2 separate regions of the Homo sapiens genome follow, and region 2 is linked to region 1. Evidence: chromatin contacts called from ENCODE Hi-C or POLR2A ChIA-PET data. All regions are on one chromosome and are shown on one strand. The core of a region is the stretch at or near the end of the contact, and the rest is flanking DNA. Distances in the headings are between cores, read along the strand shown.

The links. Hi-C counts contacts between places; a loop is a spot of excess contacts on that map. ChIA-PET counts read pairs that join two places held with the same protein, here RNA polymerase II (POLR2A). Pooled maps may share reads with other maps.
Region 2: a loop to region 1 is called in a pooled map, with 2.0 times the contacts of the local background. The contact joins two enhancer-like sites. A Hi-C loop is called at or near these places in 2 of 50 pooled maps. POLR2A ChIA-PET finds 5 or more read pairs at or near these places in 6 of 52 experiments (BJ, GM10248, RWPE1 and 3 more).

What each region holds. Positions count from the first base shown.
Region 1 is chr17:42,363,605-42,370,078 of GRCh38, reverse strand. The region is part of intron 1 of STAT3 (signal transducer and activator of transcription 3); the gene reads left to right. Among named protein-coding and RNA genes, the nearest start is that of STAT3, 22 kb to the left of the region's middle. Within about 2 kb of position 2,777, at least 7 of the 41 ENCODE cell types and tissues checked have a DNase peak (open chromatin) inside an H3K27ac peak, as active enhancers do.
Region 2 is chr17:42,515,560-42,522,033 of GRCh38, reverse strand. It overlaps ATP6V0A1 (ATPase H+ transporting V0 subunit a1), which reads right to left. Exons shown (of 22, transcript NM_001130021.3): 22 at 1-1,007. The coding sequence ends at 914. Among named protein-coding and RNA genes, the nearest start is that of MIR5010, 4.6 kb to the right of the region's middle. RefSeq lists a silencer at 4,435-4,484 and an enhancer at 4,928-5,427. Within about 2 kb of position 3,398, at least 34 of the 41 ENCODE cell types and tissues checked have a DNase peak (open chromatin) inside an H3K27ac peak, as active enhancers do.

The DNA.
Region 1 (6,474 bases), core at 1,528-4,027:
GAATCGCTTGAACCAGGAGGTGGAGGTTACAGTGAACCGAGATCTCGCCACCGCACTCTAGTCTGGGCGACAGAGCAAGACTCCGTCTCAAAAAACAACAACAAAAAACCAACACATGGCCAAAGTGCAGTGACTTACATCTGTATAATCCCAATGTTTTGGGAGGCTGAGGCAGGAGGATCGCTTGAGTCCAGGAATTTGAGACCAGCCTGGGCAACATAGACCTCATCACCAAAAAAAAAATATTTTTTAATTAGCTGGGTTTGGCAGCATGTACCTGTAGTCCTAGCTACTCAGGAGGCTGAGGTGGGAGGATCACTTAGGCCCAGGAGTTTGATAGTTCGAGGTTATAGTGAGCTATGATCCTGCCACTGCACTCCAGCCTGGGCCACAGAGTGAGACCCTGTCTCTTAGAAACAAAACAAAACAAAAAAAAGAAACTGAATTAAAAACAACAAGAACAAAAATGCTGCTTTTTGTTATTGAGTTGTAGCCCAAGTTTCTTGAGGGTAAAGCATTGAAAAGCAGGCAGTAATAGATTTGCTGTTTAAAGAGATTTACTTGCAGCACTATTCACAATAGCAAAGACATGGAATCAACCTAAATGCCCATCAGTGACAAATTGGATAAAGAAAATGTGGTACATACACTGTGGAATACTATGCAGCCATAAAAAACAACGAGATCATGTTTTTGTTTGTTTGTTTGTTTGTTTGTTTTTGAGATGGAGTCTTGCTCTATTGCCCAGGCTGGAATGCAGGTGGCACGATTTCAGCTCACTGCAACCTCCGCCTCCCAGGTTCAAGCAATTCTCTGCCTCAGCCTCCCGAGTAGCTGGGATTACAGGTGCCCTCCACCATGCCTGGCTAATTTTTGTATTTCTAGTAGAGATGGGGTTTCACCGTGTTGGGCAGGCTGTTCTTGAACTCCTGACCTCATGATCCTCCCACCTCGGCCTCCCAAAGTGCCGGGATTACGTGTGAGCCACCGTGCTCGGCTGAGATCATGTTTTTGCAGGAACATGGATGGAGCTGGAGGCTATTATCCTTAGCAAAGTAATGCAGGAACAGAAAACCGAAGACCACGTGTTCTCACTTATAAGTGGGAGCTAAATGATAAGGACTTGTGAACACAAAGAAGGAAACCACAGATACTGGGGTTTACTTGAGGGTGGAGAGTGGGAGGAGGGAGAGGAACAGAAAAGATAACTATTGGGTATTGGGCTTAATACTTAATATTTTATCAAAATAAGCTGTACAACAAACCCCTCTGACATGAGTTTACCTATATAACAAACTTGCACGTGTAACCCCAAACCTAAAATAAAAGTTAAAAAAAAAAAAAAAGGCTGGTTGCATTGGGAGGCTGAGGCAGGCAGAGCACTTGAGGCCAGGAATTCGAGACCAGCTTGGCTAACGTGGAGAAACCCTGTCTCTACTAAAAATTCAAAAATTAGCCAGGTGTGGTGGTGCATGCCTGCAGTCCCAGCTACCAGGGAGGCTGAGGCAGGAGAATTGCTTGAACTCAGGAGGCAGAGGTTGCAGTGAGCTGAGATTGCACCACTGCATTCCAGCCTGGGCGACAGGGCGAGACCTTGTCTCAAAAAACAAAACAAAACAAAACAAAAACCTGTCACTTTGGGAATATCTCAAACCTAGTCATCCAAGTGGTTGTACGATTTTAGTGTCTGCATATCAATATTTAGTGTGATCTACTTTCTTAGATTCTCAAATACTGCCAATGGGCACATGTCATGAAATAATGTCTTTTAGAGGACAAGAGAGTGCTAAAGTCTCATTATTGCAGTTTAAGAAAAACAATTCTGTAACAGTTTAACTTTATAGGAAATGCCTTTTGTTTATTTATTTTTTTTCTTTTGAGGCTTAGATTTTTATTTTTATGTTTTTAGAGATGGGGTCTTCCTATGTTACCCAGGCTGGCCTTGAATTCCTGGGCTCAAGTGATCTTCCTGCTTCAGCCTCCTGAGTAGCTGGGACTAGACGTCCACTACTGCTCCTGGCTGGAAGTTTAGATTTTAATTTAAACTCTTCTATTGGGAAACTTTGTATGTTTGCTTTACCACTTAACATTTGCATGCATTATTGTACCTATTGTCTCCTACTTAAGGAAGGGCAGTTTATGCTGTTATATGAAGTGAATTAACCTCCTATGGTACTTCAGTTTTCTCTATGCTAAAAGTGTGTTCTAGATTTTTGAAAAACTTACTTAATTTTCATTCATTTATTCAAATATTTGAGCATTCTGTAGTTGCTGGGGAAATAGCAGTGAACTGAAGAATGTCTTTGTTCTTATGGGGCTTAAGTTCCTAGTTGATCATATTGGAAGGAGATACATGAAAAAAGAAATATATGAACAATGGAGGGCGATGAGTACTGTAAAGGAGAATTCAGCAGGGGAGATGTTGCTGTTTTAGATAGAGGGGTGTCAAGAGACATTGTGCAGAGACCTGAACGAAGTGAGGGAGCAAGCCATGGAGATATCTAGGGAAAGAGCCTATCAGGTGGAGAGAAGAGTCCTAGGGCAGAAACGGGCAAGGTGTGTTCCAGGAGCAGAGAGGGGACAGCTGTGAGCAAGGGGAGAGTTGTAGGGAAGGAGGCAAAGAGAGACATCTGGGGCAAAATGGATTGACTGGTGGGCCGTGGTAGGACTTTGGATTTTTTCCTGAGTGGGTTTTGAGCAGGGGAATGAAATGATCTGACTCTGGTTTTTTTTTTTTTTGGAGACAAAATCTTGCTCTGTTGCCGAGGCTGAAGTGCAGTGGCGCAATCTCGGCTCATTGCAACATCTACTTCCTGGGTTCAAGCTATGCTCCTGCCTCAGCCTCCCGAGTAGCTAGGATTACAGGCTTGGGCCACCATGCCGGCGAATTTCTGTTTTTATTTTTATTTTTTATTTATTTTTATGTTTATGTTTTTTGAGACGGAGTCTCGCTGTGTCACCCAGGCTGGAGTGCAGTGGCGCGATCTCAGCTCACTGCAACCTCTGCCTCCCCGGTTCAAGCAACTTCTCCTGCCTCAGCCTCCCGAGTAGCTGAGATTACAGGCGCCTGCCACTACACCTGGCTAATTTTTGTATTTTTAGTAGAAACGGGATTTCACCTTGTTGGCCAGGCTGGTCTCGAACTCCTGACCTTAATTTATCTGCTCGCCTTGGCCTCCCAAAGTGCTGGGATGACAGGTTTGAGCCACCGTGCCAGCCAGGACTCTTATTTTGAAAGGATCTGTAATGTGGAGAATAGAAGGTAGAGGGACAAGGATGAAAGCATCCAGGCCAGTTAGCCTAGTCCAGCTATCTAGGTAAGAGATGCTGGTGGCCTGGATTAAGGCTGCGTCAGTGGGAGGTTGTGAGAAAGGCTCACCTTCCTTTTTTTTTTTTTTTTTTTTTTTTGAGACAGGATCTTACTCTGTCTCCCAGGCTGGAGTGCAGTGGTGCAATCTCAGCTTACTACAACCTCCGCCTCCTGGGCTCAAGTGATACCCCCACCTCAGCCTCCCAAGTAGCTGGGATCACAGGCTTGCGCCACTATATCCGGCTAATTTTTGTATATTTCGTAGAGACAGGGTTTTGCCATGTTGCCTAGGCTGGTCTCAAACTCCTGAGCTCAAGTGATCCACCCGCCTCAGCCTCCTAAAGTGCTGGGATTATAGGCCTGAGCCATTGTGCCCGGTCACTTCCAGATTTTGAAGACAGAGCCAACAGGATTTGTTAATGGATTAGGTGTGGCAGGAGGAGGGGGAGGAAGAGAGAGAGAGACTGGAGTTGAAGTTAAGGCTCATTTCAAGGTTTTTAGCCTCAACATGTGCAGGAATGGAGTTGTCACTTGCTAGAATGGGGGAGACTGGAGGAGAAGCCGGCTGGGAGAGGTTTTTAATGAAGGGGTTGGCTTTGGATACATTAAGTTTGACATGCATTTTAGACATCCAGGTGGAGATATTGAAGAGGCAGTTGGCTATAAGTGTCTGATGTTCATATTAGCGGATGGGGCTAGAGACATAAATTTGAGAATTGTCAGTGTATAAACGTTGTTTTGAAAGAAAGTGGGGCTGAATAATTTAGAAAGGAGTGCATAGAGAAAATAAGTTTACTATTAAAATAGCTTTAACAGGCCGGGCACGGTGGCTCATGCCTGTAATCCCAGCACTTTGGGAGGCTGGGGTGGGCAGATCAAAAGGTCAGGAGTTTGAGACCAGCCTGGCCAATATGGTGAAACCCTGTCTCTACTGAAAATACAAAAATTAGCCAGGCGTTGTACCGGGCACCTGTAGTCCCAGCTACTTGGGAGGTTGAGGCAGGAGAATCACTTCAACCCGGGAGGTGGAGGTTGCAGTGAGCCAAGATCACGCCACTGCACTCCATCCTGGGCAACAGAGCAAGACTCCGTCTCAAAAAAAAAAACAAAAAAAAACAAAAAAAAAAAACTTTAACAGCAAAGCCTCTTCCTTTAAAATTATGAATTTTTTTCTTATGGAAGTTGGACTCTTTCATTATTAAGTCTACATTCAATCACTATGTTAGTAAAAATGTTGTTCTAGTTGCCGAATGCAATAAACCAGCTCAGACTTAGTGGCCTAAAGCAGCAATCATTTGACTATGTTCGAAGATGCCGTGGGCAGGAATTTAGATAACAGCAGGGATGGCTTGTCTTTGCTCTGCGATGTCTGAGGTCTCACTGAGAAAACTCAAGCGGCTGGGGGTAATAATCATCTGGAATTTTCTTTACTCCTGTATCTGATGTCTGGGCTGCGATGACTCAAAGGCTGATTTCAGCTGAGACTGTAGACCACGTGCCTACTTGTGGCCTCCCCTTTTGCCTTGGGTTTCTCACAGAATGTGGCTGGTTCTGGAGAATGAGACTTCCAATGAAATCAGGTGGAAATGACATCTCGCCGCTTTCAGCATGCTCTATTGGTTGGAACAGTTATGGACTTAGCTAGATTCAAAGGAAGGGAACAAAGACCCCCTCCTCTCAGAGAGTGGGGCATAATGAGAGAATTTAGGGCCATGTTATCCAACCACCACAAATGCCTTCTGAATTTGAGGTTCTGCCTCAAAAGTTCATAGTTCCTTTGACTGAAGGACTTCTATATATCCAAGCATCGTCAGCCCCAGGTATATTGTTCCATGTAAGTGACCAGGACTACCTTAGTATTTCGTATAGGGAAAGTGACCTGAATAAATTTGAGAAAAGAATCTTCCTTCTCTCCAGTAAGCACTGAGGTAAGCATTGAGCCATATTATAGGTTTATGACTTTGAGACTCAGAAATTTAAATTCTTGGCCAGGCGCAGTGGCTCACGCCTGTAACCCCAACACTTTGGGAGGCCAAGGCAGGCAGATCACTTGAGGTCAGGAGTTTGAGACCAACCTGGCCAAAATGGTGAAACTCCATCTCTACGAAAAATACAAAAATTAGCCAGGTGTGGTGGCGGGCACCTGTAATCCCAGCTACTTGGGAGGCTGAGGTAAGAGAATGGCTTAAGTTCTCTTTATCTGCTTTATTTCAGTTGCCTCTCTTAGATGAATATTAATGACTTACATAGCATTTTAGATCAGTGGATGTTTTTGTGATTCTTTTATTTGAGCTTTGGCCAAAGATAACAGTACCCACAGGTTTTTTCCAGCTACTCGCTCTTCTCCCTTCAGTGGCCCTCGAGCCTGGAAAATCTGACATGACAATGTGCTTGCTCAACCTACCACTGTTTTTCTTTTGAAAAGTTTGGCAGCCTGTTTCTGACTCCTATGAAGGTGAATTCCTCAGCATTCACAGTTTATTAGAAAAATACTTTGCTTCTCTCCAAACTCGAAATTCAAGATAACCAAACCTATATATAGGCTGATCTTTCAGGATGCAGTTGTCATGTTGATGCCATGCTTTTCAGTATCGTGGCCATCATCTGTTCAGTAGGGGAGGTGTACTTCTGTAATGGGAGGTGGTGGTTATGTGTGTGTGCAAGTGTTTATTTGGTGTCTTAAGTTAGCCTGTGGGAAGTTCTAAATCAGGATGGTACGTGGTTGCCAGCAGAGAGCTGCTCCTCAAGTGAAGGAGGTAGAATCAAAGCCAATAGGAAAGAGCCTCAGATGCTTATATATGTACCGTGGGGATTCAGAGTGAAAGCAGTCATTGGACTAGGGGTGGGGTTAGGGAGAGCCTGTCTGACAGACACAAGAAAGGGATGGATAACGCCACCCAGAGAAAAAAGCATTTTAGGCAAGAACAAATATGAAAAAGGAACAAAGTCTGTGGGTGGGGGGCAAGGAGGAGATAAGTTGACTTGAAGGAAGACAACACTTATGAAAGTCACCTGGAGGCTGGGTGCCATGGCTCATGCCTATAATCGCAGCACTTTGGGAGGCCGAGGTAGGAGGACAACTTGAGCCCAGGAGTTCGAGACCATCCTGGGCAACATGGTGAGACTGAGTCTCTACCAAAAAAAAAAAAAAAAGAAAATTATCC
Region 2 (6,474 bases), core at 2,149-4,648, 150 kb before region 1:
AGGCAGGCTGCAGGCAGAACCAAGAGGACCCCAGTCCCACACTGAAGACATCATGATTGGGGGTGGGGAAGATCTCAGGGTCTCCATCAGGGAAGAGCATCAGTCTGCACCCTCGGCCTGAGGGTGTGCTTGTGGGCAGGGCCCATGCAAGGCCTGGGAAGAAGCCAACCCCGAGAGAGGGAAGCCCTGTGCACTGCGGAGCAGCCAAGGCCTCTGTTCCAAGCATCCCGGCTGTGCTATGTAGTGCAGGGCATGAACGGGGAGAGAGGAAAGGATGGGAGTGCAGGGTGGGGTCAGAAAGGCGGTGTAGATATCCTATGACCCCTGGGGATGACAGGGAGAAGCCACTCATGATGGCCTAGTTGGGTCCAGCTGAATGCCAGGGGGGTGGGCAAAAGACGCAAATATCATCTTCCTGGACCCACCCCTGCTAATCCAAGAGTGGGACATGTTACCAGTGTCCCCTTCTAGGGAAGAATCTGTATTACTCCCCCCACTACTCCTGCTAGAAACTACGGTGGCAGATGCAGGGAACTCAAAGTCTAGATGTGAATGGCATGGGTGCTCCTTCCATCTACAATGCACGGGGAAGATGAAAGGGCTTTGGGATGGCGTGGGAATGCAGACTGGCTCACCACCAGGAGGTGGGAAGGGCTGTCTGGATGGATGGAGGCTAAGAGGGCAAGGCTGGTGCCCAGTGAGTATGAGTGACAGCCAGAAAATCACTACACTACACACAAAGCTAGGGGTGGTGGGAGACCCAAGGAGGACTATTCTATCTAAATGACTCACAGACAGGGTGACACGAATGAGCTGGTGCCCACAGATCACAACCAACAGGCAGAGAGGCACAGCTGATCACTGTGGAGGGAGGCGGGGAGGGTAGCATGGGGCACACGGCCCTCACAGGGACTCACTCTTCAAACTTCCCTTCCCGAATATGCTCGAAGGAGAAGGGTAAGAACTTGAAACCGGTCCCGCTGTAGAATTTATTCTGGAACTCAACCCTGGAGAAAGAGAAGAAGAAAGCTGTCATTCAATAGAAACTTTGTGAAGCTTTTTAGGACTTCACAGTTGGGCAGGAAAGATGCCCCGTGCCCACCTCACCCCGAGCCTCCCTTCCCTGGGGAAGCTAGAGAAAGCCCAGAGTGCAGAGATCCCACTTTTAAGGCCTGGGATCAAGAGTTCGACGCACGGAGGAAGGGATTTGCCCTCAGTTCCCAATCTTGCTCTGTCCTGCCGAGCAGTGTGTTTATGCACAACTCTCTGCAGAGAGGCATGTGCAAAAAAAGTTCAGTTACCTTGAGCCTAACATCGTTAATGAACAAGTGGCCCCCATCGCCCCCTCCTGGCAGGGGATCACACAGCCCACCTCTAAGGGAAGCCCCTCCAGAGACACTGGGCAAGCACCTCTGTTTGCTTGTTATTTTTCCTTGGGGGAGCAAAAGGGCGAGCTTGGAGTGAATGTTGAAGGCTTTCCATTTAAGGAAGGAAATTCCAAGGAAAGAGGGGGAGTTAGGAGGGGAAGTCTTCTCAAAGCAATGGCAAAAATATTCTCCAACCACAAAAACATCTGAGAAAGAATTCTTCTCTTGGGGACTAAAAAGAAAAAGCCTGAGCTCCCTTCCCAGCAGTTCAGCATCCATGCCTGATGGTCTCTGTGGGGCCCTTTCACTCTCAGGGAGGGTGGGAGGAAGACTGTCCCATAAGCAGAGCGAGGCTGCTTGGCTGTGCTTCCTCCTGCAAACTCACCCTGGACAGCTGCCCAGCAACCAAACCACACCAAATAAGGGCAGAAAAATGCATGATTCAGGGGATAAAAAGGCCAAGGAGAGCTGCCCTGAGGAATAGTTTCCACATGGTGCTGTGTGACCCTGGAGGCACCGGAGCCCCTATAAGAACAGGCAGGCGTGGGGGCTGGGGCAGGCTCCAGGTGACAGGTCACGTGCAGGGTGAGGGCTTTGAGGCGCTTTAAAGCTTCAGGAACCCTCTAGTTCCCTAACTCAGCTTTTACAAATGGAGATTCCTCCCTCCAAGCCAAGAAGGCAGGAATTAAGAGAACAGGGGCTGGGAGGTGGCTGGGGCCCAAAGGTTACAGACTGTTTGCCAGTGGCACTGGGAGTTCCTCAGAGGCCCCTTCACTGGGGTGCAGGCTGAGGAGCACCCCCTTGAAGAAGAGCGCAACCGAATTTTCTGAGTGGGAGTAAAAGCAGTCAGCTTTCTTCCCCACATCCCCACATTCCACAGGGGTGGGCCAAGGTCCTCCAGGAAAAACAGGACTCAGGAGGGGGAGGACACAGAGCTTCCAACTGACGTTAGCTGACGGTTCCCACCAGAGCAATTCCAAACCAGGACCTGGATTCACCCACGTCCCAACACCCCACCAAAACTACTTCTCCAAGTTCCAGCTACTGAGACCACCTCTGAGGGAACGCGGTGGGGCCTAGCAGTGGGTTCCTGCTTCTCACCCACTTGTGTTAGGTTTGAATTCTTCATGTTGAATAGACTGTGTTCCCATGTGGCAAGGGTTATTTCAGAACAGCTGAAACGAGATTTACATGTCCCCTTTTCATTCAACAATACATAGCCAGAGAGTGGACAAGTCACCTGAGGGTCCCAGGCCATTACCTAGGAGTGAATGTCAGCCTTGGTAGGGTATGCTGACCCCCGACTCCAGTGAGGTGTCCAGAACTCTGACCCCCACCCCCTCCTGGCTAATCACAAAACCATTCTAATCTTCAAACTGGGCAAATGGAGCAGCAGCTTTGTTTTCAGATGCCTGTGGGGGCACCGCCCTTTTCTTGGCACCCCTCCAGTCACCTTATCTACCCATGGGGGCCCAGCAAGGAGGAAGAGGGATATATGCCTGGGAGGGGCACATCAATTGTACTGTGTGAGCAGACAGGTGGCCTCCCTGACATACTGCCCAATACTGCCCCTCCCACCAGCTGCTGCTTTAGAGACTTAGAGCGGCCAGAACTGGGACATCTTGGGTCTATCTTGAGGTCAGCCTGATTTCACCTCCTTCCGTGGCCACCCTCACCCCAACCACCCAGCACAAAGCTGGAAAGCAATTTCCCTGCTAGTCTCCCCACTCTCTCCCGCTGAACTGGGGAAATGTGTGCTTCCTGAGAAAGTACAAACATGAAGTTCCCCAGGGCAAGGGGGGCCCCATCTGCCATCCTAGGTTCTTCCTTCTTTTTGGGCATCTCCACTGCTCTGCTCAGGGAGCCTCCAAAGTCTTGCCATGCCCCAAGACACTGAAATGCACCTCTAGAATTCAACAGCTGTGAGGAGAGCCTCAGGACGCCAGATGAGTGTCTCTATCATCTCTTCCAGCTCCAGCACTTGGCAAAGGCCACCTGGTGACTCAGAGGGATTAACTGGGGCCAAAAGACATCATTCATGCCACGTAACAGGAACTCTGTTTCCTCGAGTGGGTGAAGGAGGAAGGAGTCTTGGGGCCGCTTCCCTTCCCTGGTGGGGGTTGTGACTGAGGGCAGGCAGTCTGGAAAGACAATTCTGGGCTGAGCTGTTTATGTAGCCTGTTCTGCCACTCTCTGTGCCGTTCAGGGCCTACAACACACATCTGTCTGACGGCCTGAATATCAGGGCAATGATGGCAGCCTGGAACTACATTTCAAGAGTTCTGAGTTCTCCTGGGCAGCCATTCCCTCAACTGCTCCATGCTGTCATGCCGTGGCAACACTGCATTCCTAACAAGAAGCTGGTCCCCGATTCTGTCCCTTTAATCACCACCCAATCTGTGAGTGTACAGGTAGGTGTACATCTATGTGTATGTGGAATTCGCTAGGTAAGGAGAGACCAGGTTCCTTGGAAGGTATGCCCTGGGGCAATAGTTCTGCATAAAAATCAGTTTGATGTTTACAGTGATAACTACAATCAAATCCCTGTCTCATGCCTTCTCTGAGGAAGAAAAGATGTCTAATTATGGTAGGTAAGAAGCCAAGCACACTTCATGTGGCAGGAGGGAGGAAAAGAGAGAAAACTCAGGAGACAGAATTAGCAGATTAATACATTAGCCTGCTCACTGTTTTCAAACACATCACCCCCCTTCCTATGATGCTGCATGAATCTCACACTAGTGGTTTATATGTTATCGAATCAAATGTTTTTCTTATTGTCCCCACTGAGGAGACCAGAACTTGTATAATGGGGCAGCCCTTGAATCAGGAAACAGCAGGGATAAAGTGGGAGGTATGAAGATGCCTAGGATGGATGCCAGGAAGAACAGCAGCACCATCCCTACAGCTGGTTCAGCAGCCCCAGAGGCTCCACCCCTGGTAAGAGGGCCACAGCTCAGAACGCCTCCTGCAGTCCTGGGCCACAGGGAAGATCCAGGCATCCTGGACGCACAGCCGCATTTTGCCAGGAGGGGGCGCACAAGCACCAATTTCATTCACTTCTGTTTTAGTGGTGGGGGAGGCGCCCCACTCGTGTCACGGGAACAGCCCTCCAAAGACGAGATTCTGGAAGTTGCACAAAGGAGGTTTGCACTGTTTTTTCCTCTCCTACCCAATACTCCTATTGCCAAAATAAATACGACATATATGGGGAGGCTGTTCCTTGCAAACAGCACCTGAGGGCATTCTGATGGTATCCTCTGCCTCCTCTGGGGTCTTCTCTCACTCTAGACAGGCTAAAAGCAGTCTTTTTATGGGGGACCCCAGGCAGACACCCTCTCTCTAGGGCATCCCAGGTTTTTTTGTTGTTGTTGTTGTTGTTGTTGTTTTGAGACGGAGTCTCGGTCTGTCGCCCAGGTTGCAGTGCAGTGGCGCGATCTTGGCTCACTGCAACCTCCATCTCCTGGGTTCAAGCGATTCTCTTGCCTCAGCCTCCCGAGTAGCTGGGATTACAGGCGCCCACCATCACGCCCAGCTAATGTTTGCATTTTTAGTAGAGATGGGGTTTCACCATGTTGTCCAGGCTGGTCTCGAACTCCTGACCTCAGGTGATCTGCCTGCCTCAGCCTCCCAGAATGCTGGGATTATAGGTGTGAGCCATCGCACCCAGTAAGGGCATCCCACTTTTAAGCAGAGCAGCCACTACCCATCCTAGAGCACCTGCTTTTGCTGTGGCAGCACTTGGTGTGTGCATTACTTCCTACTTGCTCACAGTAATCTTGGCAGTGAATGTTCTGCTCAGGTTCCCTGCCTGGTGTGACAGTGCTGGAATTCCAACCCAGGTCGCCCAATTCCGGAGCCTGCTGTCCTGCCACTCATCACTTCAGTTCAGGGGGACCTGGGAAGACACGGGGAGGCCACAGGTGAGCCTGAGGAGGAAGCAATCTTCTGGCAACAAAATGAGGCTCAAGCCCAGGCGGCCTTGCTCTGCAACAGTGCCTTGCTCCCGCCCTGCCCAGGGAGATGACCGGCTACCCACGTGGGCTGGAATCAAGGTGAGGTGGTCACTGTTCCCTCAAACCCAGGGCTCAAGAGACAGGAGTGAAAAGAAAAGAAAGGAGGCCAAGGGGCAAGAAAAAGTGAGTCCTCAGAGGTTCTCGTGCACTGAGGAGGGCTGAGGAAGTGTGCTTGCGGGGGTCGGCTGATAAGCTTAGAACAGGGAGGCCAGCCAGATGAGCTGGGTGGGGAGGAGGGAGGCCAGGAGGGAGAGAGCCAGGCCAGAGGAAGCCAGGTCTACTGACGCAGCAGGGCTTTTGAAGAAGAGTGCACCCTAGCCACGTCTTGCCCTTCCATGCCTCACTCTCCGCCCATCATTCAGAAAAACCCACAGCTGAATCTTTGAGGAGGCTCAGGGGTCACCCAGCCATGAGAATAATCAAAGATAAAGGGGAGTGGGGAATGAGTTTCTCAGGTTCAGATGCTGGATTTTCTTCAGGTTTTGAGAACGAAGAGAGACATTCATAGTCCTCTTCTGGCCTTGAGATCATGAACACCACAGAGCATCCCATCCAGGGGCCTCTAAGGCACACCAGTGAGTCAGACCCCTATGCTTGTAAAACAGGAGAAGTGTGTGAGTGCTCCTCTGGGGAGAGGGGCCAGAACTTCCAGAGACATTGGGGTTTTGAGACCCCCAAAAAGAGAATCACAACATAAAGGAGAAAATAGAGACCCAAAGAAGTGGAGTCTGAGGTGGAACAGCCACAGAAAATACAGACTGCCCCAGTTTTTAGTATAAGCATATCCCATGCACATTTGGGAAATACTCATACTAAAAAAATTATTTGTTGTTTATGTGAAATACACCCTGTATTTTTATTTTTTGAGACCGAGTTTCACTCTTGTTGCCCAGGCTGGAGTACAATGGCGCGATCTTGGCTCAATGCAACCTCCACTTCCTGGGTTCAAGCGATTCTCCTGCCTCAGCCTCCCAAGTAGCTGAGATTCCAGGCATGCACCACCATGCCCGGCTAATGTTTTTGTATTTTTAGTAGAGACAGCGTTTCTCCATGTTGGTCAGGCTGGTCTCGAACTCCCCACCTCAGGTGATCCA